Regions from separate parts of the Homo sapiens genome. Here region 2 is linked to region 1. A link is an interaction called in ENCODE POLR2A ChIA-PET data of the cell type or tissue named here. Cell type or tissue: OCI-LY7. All regions are shown on one strand. Each heading gives the region's core, and the rest is flanking DNA. Links, peaks and the distances in the headings are about the cores only.

What was found. Peaks named below come from ENCODE experiments on the same cell type or tissue, not always from the same donor. Only the 100,000 strongest peaks of a DNase experiment are listed, where the experiment ranks them.
Region 2: POLR2A ChIA-PET joins it to region 1 with 15 read pairs; 2 of 35 experiments call an interaction of 5 or more read pairs at or near these places.

The regions. Positions count from the first base shown.
Region 1 is chr22:22,359,894-22,365,272 of GRCh38, reverse strand. It overlaps IGL. Among named protein-coding and RNA genes, the nearest start is that of VPREB1, 120 kb to the right of the region's middle. In OCI-LY7, for the core only: no CTCF peak of the experiment used is centred there; a DNase peak (open chromatin) is centred at 2,132.
Region 2 is chr22:22,819,663-22,825,041 of GRCh38, reverse strand. It overlaps MIR650 (microRNA 650), which reads right to left and starts at 2,266; the gene lies at 2,171-2,266. LOC105372948 (a long non-coding RNA gene) reads left to right here. Exons shown (of 4, transcript XR_938047.2): 4 at 3,406-4,061. It also overlaps IGL, IGLV3-9 and IGLV2-8. In OCI-LY7, for the core only: no CTCF peak of the experiment used is centred there; DNase peaks (open chromatin) are centred at 1,711, 2,371 and 4,151; H3K4me3 peaks cover 2,946 bases; H3K27ac peaks cover 4,598 bases.

The sequences.
Region 1 (5,379 bases), core at 179-5,178:
TTTCTTTCTTCCTTCCTTCCTTCTTTCTTTTCTTTCTTTCTTTCTTTCTTTCTTTTCCTTCCTCCTTTCTTTCTGTCTTTCTTTCTTTCCTTTCTTCTTTCATCTCTCTCTCTCTCTTTTTGTAGAGACAGGGCCTTGCTTTGTTGCCCAGGCTGTTCTTGAACTCTTGACCACAAGCAGTCCTCCCACCTCAGCCTCTCAAAGTGTTAGGATTATATGCATGAGTCACCATGCCCAGCCATGAGATAATTTTACATGGTGATTTTTGTATTCAGAAATATTACCGAATACATTTAATCATTCTGACAAAGTTTTCTTTTGTGGGACTTTTAAGGGTATTCTACATATGACATTAAATCAAATGAAAACAGAGATAATTTTACTTTTTATTTCTAATTTTTATTCTGTTTATTTCTTTCTCTTGCCTAATTACTCTGGCTAGGTCTTCCAATACTGTCTTAATAGAAGTGGTGAAAATGTGCATTGTTGCTTTGATCCTGATAGATATTACAAAAACATATCTTTGGTCTTTCAGATTGCATGCGATGTTAGTTGTAGGATTTTCATAGATGGCCTTTACTATGTTGAGGAAGTTTCCTTCTATTCATAGTTTGTTGAGTGTTTTTATCATGAAAGGGTGTGGAATTTTGTGAAATGATCTTCTGTAACCAGGGCCTTACTGCATTATATCTGGAAAAGCCACTCTGCTTCACACCCACCCCTACCCCCTCCACTATATGCCTTGTGTTAGAAAGGAATAAATACCTTGTGTCTTCCAGGGGAAAAGGGTCAGTCCATCAGAAACATAGCAGTTGTCACCTGTGTAAGGGGATGGTGGAGCAGGATAGGCCCTCATAGGTACAACAGTGGACTCTGCTCCAAGCCATAGTAGCTGTTACATATACATAGATTTTGACTGAGATGGAGCAACCCCTGCCTCCCTGGACTCAGACATGGGCAAAGAGTCCAGGGAAAACAGAGGCATGGACCAGAATCAAAAGCAATAAGGTGAGGGGACTAGGCTCAGGCTCCTGTGAGTAGCTTGGGGTGACTGTTATAGCAAGTGCCCCATTTGTCCAAGAGTTGGTGGCTGTGTTGATGAGTCTCTCGAAGCCAGTTTCTCCCTCACTCTGGCCCTCTGCTGCTGATGGCCCCTCTACCTGTAGATTGATAAGAAATGACTCCTTCCTAACTCTCAAATTTAGGAGACAAGCTAGACTTCTGTGGGTGGCCCCAGAGTATCCATTAATGGGTTTTAGATGAAAGGAAAGGGTGTGCAATGGTTTCTTCATGCAAATCAGCCCCCTCTTCTTGTCTGCCAGTCCCTTCATAGAACCTCAGTCCAGACAGTCACCGGAATACATGTTCTAGGTGGGGTGGAGAAGGCCAGGTTGGCTGAACCTGGTTCCCTGTGAGGACACAGCTGCTGAGCCCAGTGAGCAGTGAGCAGATGATACAGGGTCACAGCAGGATGGCTTCCCAGTTGTTCTTACTTGTAGATGCCTCAAGGACAAGCCTACAGCACCCAGTACTGCCCCAGACCCAGACCTACTGAGCCTTTCAGTTATGAGTGTGAGGGCCTTTGTTAAGCTGCATTTGTACTCATTGCTCTGCAGAGAATTCTGGTACCATTACAAATCTATCTGGTTCATGCTGTTATTTTTAGTAAAGTCCTGGGATCTTAGTCTCACTGAAGGAGATTCTCTGATAGACATCAGAGCAGAGAGCACAGTTTGGTGAAGGGGAAGCCACCAGAAATGCAGGCCTGTGGCGAGAGATGCCTCCTTCTTCCCCACTCAAGAGTGTGGCCCCTTTTCAGACTGACAAGTCCTGTCCTGGAAGTTCTGGGCTCTCAGGGTGGGTCTCCCCCTACTCTCAGCCCACGCACCTTCAGCATCAAAAGGACCCTGGAGTTTGCTGTCTCACTGGACAAAGGGAGAGCCATGCTGAGCTCTTCCATTTCTTACTTATTTACCCCTGGCTTAAGCCCCGCTGCGTGGGGACTGAGTAGTCCCCCTGCGTCTGGTTTTGAAAGGCTTATGAGGTCCCTCATCCAGAACTCTGGCTGCAGCAACCCCAGCAGAGGTCCTGAGTCTGCAGACTTGAAGAATAATACAAAGAAGAATTAGGGAAGTGAGTAGGCACTATTGATTGAGGAACTTATACCATGTATTTAGTGCTAACTGACGTGCTTTCTTGAGGGTAGCTGTGTTAGAGAAGCTCTGCCTTTGAGGTTCATCTCATAGAACTGGCATCAGTAAGACGAGGCCAGCCCCAACACTCCCTCTTCCAAGCCTTGAATCCTGTGAGGAGTTGGCAGATAAACGACAGGGCACCCAGATAAGTTGTATTTCAACTGAAAAATATTGTGTGGGAGATACTAACACATACTAATTCTTTGTCATTGTTTTACTGAATTCAAATTTAACTGACCTCCAGTGTTTTTATTTGATAAATTGCAGAATCCTACCTCCAGGCCACAAGCACTCCCCTCTCTAACCAGGGCCTACTGCATGAAAAGCAATCATAAAGCTGTTGTCAGGATTCAGTGAGGTCACACTCTTAGGAATTAAAAACCTGTTGGTCAATAGTAAGGTTGCAGTAGTTCTAAATCTTGATACAACCTATCAAAACCTCCAGGATACAGCAAAGGCAGTGCTAAGGGAAAAGTTTAGCATTAAATACATACATCAAAAAGCCTGAAAGAGCACAAACAGACCTTCTAAGGTCACACCTCATGAAACTGGAGGATCAAGAACAATGCAAACCCAAACTCAGCAGAAGAAAAGAAATAACAAAGATTAGACCAGAACTAAATAAAATTAAAACAAAAAAACTATATAAAAGATAATATGCACATAATCTGAAAAACCTAGAGAAGATTGATAAATATCTGAATATATACAACCCTCCTAGATTAAACCAGGAAGATGTAGAAACTCTGAACAGACCAATAACAAGCAGTGAGATTGAAATAATAATTTTAAAAAGTCAAACCCCGAAAAAAGTCCAGGACCAGACAGATTCACATTTGAATTCTATCAGACATTGAAAGAAGAATTGGCACCAAGTCTATGACAGTAATTGCGATGGTTAATATTGAGTGTCAACTTTATTGGATTGAAGGATACAAAGTATTGATCCTCAGTGTGTCTGTGAGGGTTTTGCCAAAGAGACTAACATTTGAGTAAGTGGGCTGGGATAGGCAGACCCGCCCTTAACCTGGGCGTGCACAATCTAATCAGATGCCAGCATGGCTAGAATATAAGCAGACAGAAAAATGTGAAAGAGAGATTGGCTTAGTCTCCCACCCTACATCATTCTCCAGTGCTGGATCCTTCCTGCCCTTGAACATTGGACTCCAAGCTCTTCAGTTTTGGAACATGGACTGGCTCTCCTTGCTCCTCACCCTGCAGATGGCCTATTGTGTGACTTGTGATTATGTGAGTTAATACTTAATAAACTCATATATATATATATATATATATATATATATATTCCATTAGTTCTTTCCCTCTGGAGAATACTAATACATTAACCCACAGGATGGAGAAAGAGGGAATAAATTATTCTATGAAGCCAGTGTCACCCTAAAACCAAAATGAGGGGAAGGACATAACAAAACAAGAAAACTACAGACCAATATCCCTGATGAACATAGATGCAAAAATCCTAAACTAAATACTTGCTAACCCAATCCAACAGCTATCAAATCATAGTCCACCATGATGAAGTGGGTTTCTTACCAAGGATGCAGGGATGGTTTAACATACAAAGTCAATAAATGTAATATACCACATAAACAGAATTAAGAACAAAAATCACAGATTATCTCAATCGATGCAGAAAAAGTACTTGATAAAATCCATCATCACTTCATGATTAAAACCCTCTGCAAAACTGGCATAGAAGAGACATACCTTATGGTAATGAAAGCCCTCTATTACAAACCCACAGCCAACATTATACTGAACAGAAAAAACTTAAAAGCATTTCTTCCGAGAACCGGAACAAGACAAGAATGCCCACTTTCACCACTTCTGTTCAACATAGTTCTGGAAGTCTTAGCCAGAGCAATCAGACAAGAGAAAGAAATTAAGGGCATCCAAATTGGTAAAGAGGAAGTCAAACTGTCATTGTTTGCTTATAATAAGATCGTATACCTAGAAAACTTTAAAGACTCATTCAAAAAGCTCCGAGAACTGGTGAATGAATTCAGCAAAGTTTCGGGATACAAAATTAAGGCACACAAATACAACAACAGGGACCAAGCTGAATATCAAATCAAGAACTCAACCCCTTTAACAAATAGCTGCAAAAAAAAAAATACTTAGGAATATACCTAACCAAGGAGATTAAAGAACTCTACAAAGAAAACTACAAAACACTGCTGAAAGAAATCATAGATGACACAAACAAATAAAAACACATCCCATGCTCATGAATGGGTAGAATCAATATTGTGAAAATGATCATACTACCAAAAGCAATCTACAAATTCAATGCAATTCCCATCAAAATACCAACATCATTTATCACAGAACTAGAAAAAACAATCCTAAAATTCATATGGAACCAAAAAAGAGCCTGCATAGCCAAAGCAAGACTAAGAAAAAACAAACAAACAACAACAACAACAAAAAGCATATCCAGAGGCATCAGGTTACCTAACTTCAAACTATACTCTAGGACACCCTGTTCAAGAAATGGTGCTGGGATAATTGGCAAGCCAAATGTGAAAGAAATAAACCTGGATCCTCATCTCTCAGCTTATACAAAAATCAACTCAAGATGAATCAAAGACTTAAACCTAAGGCCTGAAACAATAAAAATTCTAGAAGATAACATCAGAAAAACCCTTCTAGACATTGGTTTAGGCAAAGACTTCATGACCAAGAACCCAAAAGCAAATGCAACAAGAACAAAGATAAATAGATGGGACCTAATTAAACTAAAAAGCTTCTTCACAGCAAAAGAAATAATCAGCAGAGTTAACAGACAGCCCACCGAGTGGAAGAAAATCTTCACAATCTACATATCCACCTAATGACTAAGGGCTAGCATCTACAAAGAATTCAAACAAATTATCAAGAAAAAAACTAAACAATCTCATCAAAAAGTAGGCTAAAGGCATAAATAAAAATTCTCAAAAGAAGATATATGAATGGCCAACAGACATAAAGAAAAATGAACAGCATCACTAATGATCAGGGAAATACCAATCAAAACTACAATACAATACCACCTTAATACCGCAAGAATGGCCAATAATAGATGTTGGCATGGATGTGGTGAAAACAAAACACTTTTACACTGGTGGTGGGAAGGTAAACTAGTACAACCACTATGGAAAACAGATTCCTTAAGGAACTAAAAATA
Region 2 (5,379 bases), core at 95-5,094, 460 kb before region 1:
GAATTTGTAGATAACCCCTCTAGAGGAGAATCTGAGGACAGTGAGTGAAAATTACAAGCACACATCCTTTTGACTCAGCAATTTGACTTCTAGAAATTTATTCTATGGTCATGTCTACATATAAAATCAAAGGAGTCTACATAAGGATGTTCGCTGCAGTGTTATTTATAAGATCAAAATAGTGATAATAACCATTAAAAGTGAGTTGGCTAAAATTCTACCATAGAATACTCTACAACCTTTGAATGAATGGGGCAGTGCTCTATGCCTAGGATGTCTCAGCAAAGAATAAAAAATAGTGCATGCATGGGATGGTCTTTTACATGGAGGACAAGGACAGGGGCCTTCACTCCACTCTCTCCTTTATCCTTGAGATGATCTACATCTGCCAAAGAGGTTAGGAACTGCGGAAGTCTCCCAGCCAGAGGGAGGCTTCCACAGCCAGAGGGAGGCTTCCACAGCCAGAGGGAGGCTTCCACAGTTCCTAACCTCTTTGGCAGATGTAGCCTGAATGCAGCCTGGCCTGACAGCTTGGCTGCAACCTCGTGATTAACCAGGAGCGAGAATGACCAAACTAAGCTACTCCCAATTCTAGGTGCATCCAAGTCACAAGGTCACAGACATGTGTTCTCTTAGTGTGCTAAGTTTTGTGAGTGTTTTTTTATGCATCAATAGACAATACACTTTGGTTTTTGAAATAAATTTTAGTGTTTATATTTCAGGTACACAACATGATGTTATATAGTAGTTACTTTGTAAATATATATAGTAAACTAGTTACTTTGTTTTAAATATAATCTGTATAATCGAAGTTTAAGGAGCCTAAACTATATATGATAATAGCTGTATTTAACAACTGGCTCAGAAAATTTAAATATTGGACCCAGCTAATGTCCGAATGTGTTCTAAATCAATTCTCACCATTAGATTATTAGGGATTCCAGGTACAAAAGTATTGACAGCCATGAAAATTAGAAATGCTCGATGTCCATGAGGAAGGGAGGTGGACTCAGGTTAACTCTTTCCTGTGGAGCCATTTTGGAATCCCCCATCCTATGGGAAGACCGTCCACTTGTGAGGAGTTTCCAGGACAGGGCCTCAGCGATGTGAGGGGAGGAGAATTCTGCGAGAGCACTGAGCCTGTCACTCAAAATCTCCCCAGCTCAGCAACCTGAGGAATTTCGGCAAAGAGCAGGAGCAATAAAAAGAAAAACAGCAGCATCCTCTTTGTTCTTAATCCCTCAAAAACATCTTCAAGTCTTCTTAAAGTGGTCACTTTAAGCTAGGAGGGCCATCTTCATTAGAGCGTGGTGGACACAGAGTGGAACAAGATGCAATTCCTGGAAACTGGAAGCCATCCCCCTGATGGCTTCTGTCCAGATTGATCTGCATAGTGTGACAGATGGGGGATGCATTTAGAATGAGGATGTTCCTGAAAACAGGAGGGACTGCACCAAGCAGTAAACTCCTTGTCCCTACGTCCCTGCATTGAAGAGCTAGGAATAGTTGCACGTTAAGGGACCAGAGCACACAAGCAAAAGGAAGTTGCCACAGTCCTGAACGAGAAATCACGAGCAGGTTTCCTTTTAGACCTCATGGTGGGAAAGGAGAGGAGCTGAGAGAGGAGAATTGTCAAGGCCATCCTGCAGGAAACCCTTATACAGCGTGAGGAAGCATCTGCAGAGCAAGAAGGGGGCCTGAGAGCCCAGGGCAGGTTTTGATCTTACTTCCTCATTGACTTAAAACACTGTGGAAATTGTTGCTGCCTGCATATGAGCTGCAGTAATAATCAGCCTCATCCTCAGCCTGGAGCCCAGAGACGGTCAGGGAGGCCGTGTTGCCAGACTTGGAGCCAGAGAAGCGATCAGGGACCCCTGAGGGCCGCTTACTGACCTCATAAATCATGAGTTTGGGGGCTTTGCCTGGGTGCTGTTGGTACCAGGAGACATAGTTATAACCACCAACGTCACTGCTGGTTCCAGTGCAGGAGATGGTGACTGACTGTCCAGGAGACCCGGACGCGGAGGGAGGCTGAGTCAGGGCAGACTGGGCCCAGGACCCTGGAAAGGGAGAAACACAGTCTAGTGAGTCAGTGCTGGGCCCAGGTGAGCCTGAGGAGCAGGAGACCAAGGATCAGCCCAGAGGTCCCTGTGGCCCCTTCCCTGGAGGCATCACCTGTGCCCTGAGTGAGGAGGGTGAGGAGGAGCAGAGCCCAGGCCATGGTGGTGACGTCCTGAGAGCGCTGCCTCCTGAGACCCCAGCACTGGGCCTGCCCCCAGCCCTGTCTTATCCCCTCTGCCTCAGAGAAGGGCGGGACCTCCATGCAAATCTGCATCCTGAGCTCCTCTTCTCACCCCACCCTCACTTGGGCCTGGGCTTAGAGACTTCTGCTTCCCTTGACAGCGGGGCTCAGCCAAGGAGACTAAAGTCCCTGATTGTCTATTCTGATGACAGGAAGTTGATTTCTTTGCACGTGATTTGCTCAGGAGAGAAAAATCTGCTGAAGCCCCTCACCTGAGTGAGCTCTTGGCCCTCAGTGTCTCTGCTGTGTGGTGCCTGTGTCTCTGTGACCCTCCAGGCCTGGGCACACCTCGAAGTAACCTCTTTCTGGCACTCATTGCCAGGTTCTCTCTATTCTCAGGAAATGGGGCTGCCCAACCCCACTGGAAGCCTCTGCTGGGTGGCGTTGGTCCCTGGTCTGCCCAGCGGCAGCCTCGTCCCATCCCCACTCCCATGCTTTGTCCTGAAGCATCTGCACCATCAAATCCCTGGAGCACATCAGCCACCCCAGGCAGTGCACCCACATCCACACGGGCACATGTGGGTGGGACCCTGTGAAGGGAACAAGGAGCACCAACCAGGGCCACAGTCCTGAGCCTGAGTCCGCTGCTCCCAATCCTGCCCCTCCCACTCATGAGCAGGTGACTTGTCCTTCCCAGCCTCTGGTTCTCAGCCTGATAAATGGAGACCACAGAGTCCGTTCTGCATACAGGTGATCCATGGGGATATGAGCCAGCAGGGAAAAGGGAAAGTTTGCTAACAGGCCTTTCTATGTGCACCAGAGTGATGTTATCTTGAAAGGTTTATTGAAAGATTTACTTCCATTTTACTGTGATTTATGTGTCAGGTCACAGAGATGCACGTTTCCGGCTTTCTTACTTTCCCCCATCTGAGCACATCCTCAGGACAACCTAAAGCTGACCTCTCTCAACCCTTCGACACTGAAGACACACAGACATTCAATAAAGACATTTTTAGTTTTTCCTCCAAATGCGTTTAATCTTTCTTCATCTTTCCCCATTGCCTATGATGCAACTCTTTTAATGTTCCATATTAAAATAACTATTAAGGGATTCAGGTTCTATTTAAATATTGTAACATACACTATCCTGTCTTCCCATCTAGATTGAGCTATAAAACCATGACAAGTGCATGGAGCAGCTATTTGAGCACCAGGAAAGGAAATGGTACGCAGCAGTTTGGGATGGCCCCAGCAGATGAAATACAACAGAGTCAGTGTGAGACTGCTGGATTTCCTCACTGTCCCCTGGCTGGGACTCCAGACAGCCCCAAACCTGAAGGGGCACAAACCTGAAAACAAAAAGAAGTCCAGAAAGCCCTCTTGTTCAGGATCGAACTTGGGAAAGAAAACTTATTTGGCTCAAAGTGAAGGCTCAGTCCCCTGCACAAGCAGGTGGTTCACACCTGTGTTCTCATCTCTCTTATACCAGCGCCTCTCCCTGGGTTCACACTGATGTCCTATGGATGGAGACGGGGCTTCCTGCACCAGGTCACTCCACAGCCCCTGTAACCTGAAGCCCTGCAGACCAGCCTTGTTCAATCACAATGTGATGTGAGCCTCATGGGAATCCCACTGTCTAGTCATCATGTTATAAATACAAAGAGAAGAAGTCAATGAGTTTAAATAATGTATTTTATTTACCTAGCATATCAAAAAGAGTATCATTTTCATATATAATCTAAGTACAATTATTTATGATATATATCATATACTTTGCATGGCTATTGTTATTATTTTTTGAAGAATCTTTATGTGGAGATTGTGTGGCTGATGGAGATGTGAATGGGTTTCCTGTTGACAAGGGTGGGTTGTGGTGGCTTTTTAAGTGTCAACTTTGATAGGCTGGAGGAGGGGTGGAAAGAATGATTTTTTACACAGGATGTGGAGGGTGGAGGTAGGCAGTGTCCATACTTAAGCTCACCCTGTGGGTGCATCTGTGGTCCCTGCATGGGGTAAGGCTGCTCCTCCTGCCCCAGGTTTCCCTGCAGGGAGATCTGACTCCAACTCTCCCTTAGACCCCAGAGCACCTGGCGAGTCAGGCTCCCTTCTCATTCCATGCAAATGCAAGAAACACTCAGATCTCATTGGGCGTGTGGATACTCACAGTGCTAATTTAGGAATAAACAGGTGCTTTCCAGCATACAGTGGCCTCCTGAAGTCCCACATGGCCCATGTTGGGGATGGCTGGTGATCTTAATTGGGTTCCCTGGAAGCAGACTCTGAGATGAGGAATTGCATGCACAGAGGATGTGAAAGGAGGTGAGGGAGGCAACCCTGGGCAGGAGACCCTGACCCTCATTGAGGTCTCAAGTCTTTCCTACAGAGAGCTGTGGAGCTGGGAGGATTTTCAGGTCTTCCTATATTGAGGCAGAGTCGAGAACTCGGCCTCAGGCAGTCATGAAATCTAACCTCACTGAGAAAGGGCATAGACCTGGAGGAGTCTGTTTTCTGCACCGAACAGCACTTTACAGTGAGGACACAGCTCTGACCTGCCAGAAGCTCCCAGTAGTGCTTAGTGGGTAAGCTCAGAACAGGGGATCTGGGCAGATCCCACAGTGTCTACTCCATTGGTGTTTCTCTAAAGAATGACAGGCTACCACAGGAGCCTGAGCTGGGCAGTTCTGGGGACTGATCTAGGACATTTGGGGCAAGGACTGGCCTGTCACCACCTATGGAAATCCAGAGACAACTGTGGATGTCTACCTCAGTCTGATCTTCCATGCAGGCCCTATTTTCCCAAGTCACAGCTGAGTCACCAAAACACCAGTCCATCCTGATCACATCACCCTAAATGAACTACTGATGCACTTTCTGCAGACCCCGCCTGAAGGACTGGAGGGAGGGACAGGCTGGGGGCAGAGATTAAAGAGAATTTAACCAGATCTGCGTAAGGCTTTGTTCATAGTCCTCCTTGAATTAGAGAAAGAGGGTGACATAGATGGCGAAAGGGTTTGTGTCTCACTTCTTCATCTGCCTGTGTTACTGTGTGCAGTGCTGCTGTCCCACACCTGACAGTAATAGTCAGCCTCATCCCCGGCTTGGGCTCTGCTGATGGTCAGGGTGGCCGTGTTCCCCGA